2 separate regions of the Homo sapiens genome follow, and region 2 is linked to region 1. Evidence: read pairs that join two places in POLR2A ChIA-PET (ENCODE). Cell type or tissue: OCI-LY7. All regions are shown on one strand. Each heading gives the region's core, and the rest is flanking DNA. Links, peaks and the distances in the headings are about the cores only. Region 1 has its middle 24 kb from the start of PSME4. Region 2 has its middle 15 kb from the start of ACYP2.

Evidence for each region. Peaks named below come from ENCODE experiments on the same cell type or tissue, not always from the same donor. Only the 100,000 strongest peaks of a DNase experiment are listed, where the experiment ranks them.
Region 2: POLR2A ChIA-PET joins it to region 1 with 6 read pairs; 3 of 35 experiments call an interaction of 5 or more read pairs at or near these places.

What each region holds. Positions count from the first base shown.
Region 1 is chr2:53,993,415-53,996,223 of GRCh38, reverse strand. It overlaps a transcript of ACYP2 not described here. Among named protein-coding and RNA genes, the nearest start is that of PSME4, 24 kb to the right of the region's middle. In OCI-LY7, for the core only: no CTCF peak of the experiment used is centred there; no DNase peak of the experiment used is centred there.
Region 2 is chr2:54,098,993-54,101,801 of GRCh38, reverse strand. It overlaps a transcript of ACYP2 not described here. Among named protein-coding and RNA genes, the nearest start is that of ACYP2, 15 kb to the left of the region's middle. In OCI-LY7, for the core only: no CTCF peak of the experiment used is centred there; DNase peaks (open chromatin) are centred at 971, 1,391, 1,791 and 2,194; H3K4me3 peaks cover 2,159 bases; H3K27ac peaks cover 2,500 bases.

The DNA.
Region 1 (2,809 bases), core at 2-2,501:
GTATCTATCAAGGAATCTTATTCTCTTAGAACCAACTATGCCTAGAATAGCCGTTTGTACATTGTGAGTCTTTTTTTTTTTGGGTGGTGGGGACAGAGTTTCGCTCTTGTTGCCCGGGCTGGAGTGCAGTGGCACAATCTAGGCTGACTGCCATCTCCACCTCCCAGGTTCAAGCAATTCTCCTGCCTCAGCCTCCCATGTAGCTGGGATTACAGACATCCACCACCAAGCCCAGCTAATTTTTTGTAATTTTGGTAGACACAGGGTTTCACCACGTTGGCCAGGCTGGTGTCAAACTCCTGATTTCAGGTGATCCGCCCGCCTCGGCCTCCCCACGTGCTGGGATTATAGGCGTGAACGACCGTGCCCAGCCCATTGTGGGTCTTTAGTGTTAAATATAAAAACGCTTTGGAAATATGTGGGAAGTTACACCCTACAAAATTTACATAAGTAAAAAATTAATAGTATTGAGGCCAGGCGAGCTGGCTCACACCTGTAATCTTAGCACTTTGGGAGGCCGAGGCAGACAGATCACTTGAGGTCAGGAGTTTGAGACCAGCCTGGCCAACATGATGAAACCTTGTCTCTACTAAAAATAAAAAAATTAGCTGGAAATCCCTGGAACCCAGGAGGCGGAGGTTGCAGTGAGCTGAGATCATGCCACTACATTCCAGCCTGGGCAACAGAAAGAGACTCTGTCTCAAAAATAAATAAATAAATAAATAAATAAATAAAAAATAAATAAATAAATAAAAAATAATAGCATTGAATTAATTGTGTCTAGAATTAAAGAAGATATTTTAAGTTTAATTATTTCATGCACTAGAAAATGAAGAAATGTGATGATTTATGCATTGAGAAAAACACCAAGGTCACTGTAGATATGGATGTTTTATACATGCTGAAATCTTTTCTCTGATGTAACTTGAGATTAAAGAAGAGACTAAAGTAGCTATTTGGACATTTCTCTATTTAGAGGAACCAATTTTTTTTCTCAAACAGATATCTTCATCTCACAACTGAAAGTCATAATGGGATAGATGGGCAGGACAGAGCAGTTCTCTGAGAGAAGAGCTGCAGCTAGAGTTTAGCAACTATGAGAGACAGAACATGCACTAAAGATACGACCTTCAGATAACAAAGATTCTTAAAATTTCTTTTGAATATTCTTTATGTCTTCTTTTCATGAGACACTGACGCAAAAACAGAAAGACACTCTTGTCATAGCGGTGTTGAAAACATATATATAAAGAACTGTCACATGGTATACCAACTCAAATTCAGAATATAACGGAAACGCTACATGACAGACCATCTTACACTATCAGCCCAACATAACCACTCTTCCTGTTTTGTTTGATGGGGGAAGTTATAATGTAATGCCAGAGGTATATTTTATGTGTGTGTATTAGGCTGTGGAAGATTGGTTGACTGGCTTTTGGTCACTGAGTTTCAGATATTCAGTTCTAGAATAATTTGGGAATAAAATTGCTATCCTATAGTAGTTTTGAGCTATTAAGAACTATTTGGTTGAAGGTCTGATATCTTATTCCATTTTTAACTGCTACTCAACACAAGATTTTCCTTTTGAAGTAGGTCTTGGTAGAGGTTGAAGCATTTCCACGATATAATTTCGAATTATTGCCTCTCATAGTCCACCCCAGCATGACCTCTTTCCTGCCAGTTTCCTCTTTTTTTTTTTTTTTTTTCTGAGTCTTACTCTGTCACCCAGGCTGGAGGGCAGTGGTGCAATCTTGGTTCTCTGCAACCTCCACCTCCTGGGTTCAAGTGATTCTCCTGCCTCAGCCTCCCGAGTAGCTGGGACTACAGGCACGTGCCACCATGCCTGGCTAATATTTTGTTTTTTTTCGTTTTTTTTTTTTTTTTTTTTTTTGAGACGGAGTCTTGCTCTGTTACCCAGGCTAGAGTGCAGGGGCGCGATCTCTGCTCACTGCAAGCTCCGCCTCCTGGGTTCAGGCCATTCTCCTGCCTCAGCCTTCCGAGTAGCTGGGGCTACAGGCGCCTGCCACCACGCCCAGCTAATTTTTTGTATTTTTAGTAGAGAAGGGTTTTCACCGTGTTAGCCAGGATGGTCTCGATCTCCTGACCTCGGGATCCGCCCGCCTTGGACTCCCAAAGTGCTGGGATTACAGGCGTGAGCCACTACGCCCAGCCGCCTGGCTAATATTTTGTACGATTTTTAGTAGAGACGGGGTTTCACTGTGTTAGCCAGGATGGTCTCAACTTCTTGACCTGGTGATCCACCCTCCTCGGCCTCCCAAAGCGCTGGGATTACAGGCGTGAACCACCGTGCCTGGCCCAGTTTCCTATATTATACATCCTCTTTCCCAAATTATTTTCTTCCTTACTTTACAAATTCTCAACTTTCTACTTTTTTTCTCTGAACTTCCACGTCTTTTCCACAACCCTCTACTCCCAACTGAGGGTGTTGCCTACTTCTCCGGGAAAATAGAGACTACCAGAAATAGCTTATCTTTTGATTCCCAAATCTTTTTTTTTTTCATCCTTTTTTTTCCCTCACTCTGTCGCTCAGGCTGGAGTGCAGTGGCATGATCTTGGCTTACTGCATCCTCTGCCTCCCAGGTTCAAGCGATTCTTGTGCCTCAGCCTCCCGAGGAGCTGAGACTACAGATGCCCACCACCACACCCAGCTAATTTTGTATTTTTAGTAGAGATGGGGTTTCGCCACGTTGGCTAGGTTGGTCTGGAACTCCTGACCTCAGGTGATCTGCCCACCAGAGCGCTGGGATTACAGGCTTGAACCACCACGCCCGGCCTGATTCCCAAA
Region 2 (2,809 bases), core at 232-2,731, 110 kb before region 1:
GTTAAGCTAAAACTGCTCTAAGACATAAAACACACTAATTTTAAAAAGGAGAAAGGGAGGAAAGAAAGAAAGAAGGAAGGAAAGATAGATTACACACACTTCACCTGGCAGTTTTTTTTTTTTTTTTTTTGAGACAGTCTCCCTCTGTAACCCAAGCTGGATTGCAATGGCGCAATCTTGGCTCACTGCAAACTCTGCCTCCCAGGTTCAAGCGATTCTACAGCCTCAGCCTCCTGAGTAGCTGGAATTGGATTACAGGCGCGCTCCACCATACCCAGCTAATTTTGGTATTTTTAGTAGAGACGGGGTTTCACCATGTTGGTCAGGCTGCTCTCAAACTCCTGACCTCGTGATCTGCTCACCTCAGCCTCCCAAAGTGCTGGGATTACAGGCGTGAGCCACCGCGCCCGGCCCCTGGCAGTTCTTAAGTTATAAATCTCTCCCAAGGGGAAGAAAATAGGCAAGAATGCAAAGATATAAACAAAACAACTGTCATGAAGTTGTTTATTACAGTAAAAAAAAAGAATTGGAAGTACTCAAATATCCATCAACTTAAATAAAATTAAATAAATGATGATTCACATGCAGTCTTGGAGGATGATAATGTTGATCAAGGGTTCTTCCCTACAGGCCAGGACTGAGCTGCAGGGGTTCAAATGCAGCTCTCTCACAGGGCTATTGATGGATTCTTTGAGGCTCCGTGGGGTCCTCCGACCACAGCTCCCTGTTGTGGTGAGCACTATGGGGGCAACTAGTGGTACCCTCAGCTGCTAACTGCTGGCATTCCCTTGCCCTGGCAGGCCACCCTCTTTGGTGGATTATTTCCAAGAAGGCTTAGCCCAAGTACCTTGAATTGCTTAAAAACCTTCAAGAGTCTCCTAGCACCTACAAAGTCCACATTTCTTGGCATGATATTCAAGACATTTTATTAAGTGCTTGAGTTGACTGTTCCAGCCTCATTTCCCATTCATAGAAGAGTAGTTTTAGTTTTTTGAAAATACCAGGTACTTTCCTCTACCATTATTCAAAAAATAGAAAATAGTTCCCTGTGAATCGGCTGAGGCATGAATGGTCAATTCAAACTACAGTTTTAAATATCTTAAATACTATTCCTGACATGGACCAAATAGGAAACGAGTTAAAATGTGGCATGATTTTGTACAATTGGTAGAGTATTAAAAAAGGAGGATCTCGGGTGGGTGTGGTGACTCGTCCCTATAATCCCAGAACTTTGGGAAAGTGAGGCAGGATGATCTCTCCAGCCCAGGAGTTCAAGGCCAGCCTGGGCAACAGAGGGAGACCATATCTCTAAAAAAAAAAATCTTTTTTTAATTAGCCAGGTGTGGTGGGGCACAGCTGTGGTCCCAGCTACTTGCAAGGCTGAGATTAGAGGATCACTTGGGCCGCAGAGGTTGAGGCTTCAGTGAGCCGTGATCATGCCACTCCACTTCAGCCTAGGCAACAGAGCAAGACTTTGTCTCAAAAAAAAAAAAAAAAAGGAAGTATATATTTTAACATAAAACTAGAAACATTCTTTGACTGGCATAGGAGTTCTAACACTGACCCTACAAAGTGGAAAGAAAAGAGTAGTTTTTGGCTATACAGTGAACTAAATCTGGAAAGTCAAAACATGTAAATGTTCATTTATTATTTTTTACAATTTTGGAATAAATTCACAAACTACAGAAGACTAAATTGTGATTACAGAAAAGAGTATGTGATACACCTGGAAGACTTAAATTTGCATTTAACAGAAGTAAAAGAGAAGAACAGGGAAATGCAAATTAAAACCACAAGGAGATACCGCCTCACACCTGTTAGAATGGCTGTGATGAAAAAGATAAACGATAGTGTTGGCGAGGGTGTGGAGAAAAGGGAACATTGCGCATTGTTGGTGGGAGTGTACATTAGTATAACCATTATGGAAAACTGTATGTAGGTTTCTCAAGCAATTAAAAATAGAACTGCCACATTATCCAGCAATTCCTGGATACGTATCCTAAGGATATAAAATCAGTATGTTGAAGAGATATCTGCATTCCCAAGTTCACTGCAACATTTTCACAGTAGTCAAGATATGGAGCTAAAAAAAATAAATAAAAGATATGGACCTGAGTGTCCATCAGTGGATGAATGGATAAAAAAAAAATTGCTTTATAAACATAATGGAACAGTGTTAACAAAGAAGGAAATCCTGTGATTCGTGACAACATGGATGAATCTGAGGACATCGTGTTGCACAAAATAAGCCAGGCACAGAAAGACAAATATCGCATGATCTCACCCATATGTGGAATCTAAAAACACTGATCTCATAGAAGCAGAGAGTAGAATGGTGGGGACCAGGGTCTGGGGGTGGGAGTGGAGACTGGGGAGACGCTGGTCAAAGGACAAGAAATTTTAGCTAGACAGAAGAAATGAGTTCAAAAGATCTACGGTATAGCATGGTGACTATAGTTAATAACAACATGTTGTATACTTGGAAAATTGCTAAGAGAGTAGATTCGAAGTGTTCTCACCACACAAAAGTAAGTATTTGAGGTAATGCATACGTTAATTAGCTTGATTTGGCCATTCTGCAACATATACATATTTCAAAACATATTTGTACACCATAAATGTATACAATTTTTATTTGCCAATTAAAAAATAAACAAGAAACAGTTAAAAAGAAAAAAGGAACAGCAGGTGAAGGGAACCATCCAAGCACAAACATCCTCAACTCTTGGTTGATGGAACACCAAATAGAGGTTCTAAGATATTGTCTGCAATCAGCTGGGCACAGTGGCTCATACCTGTAATCCCAGTG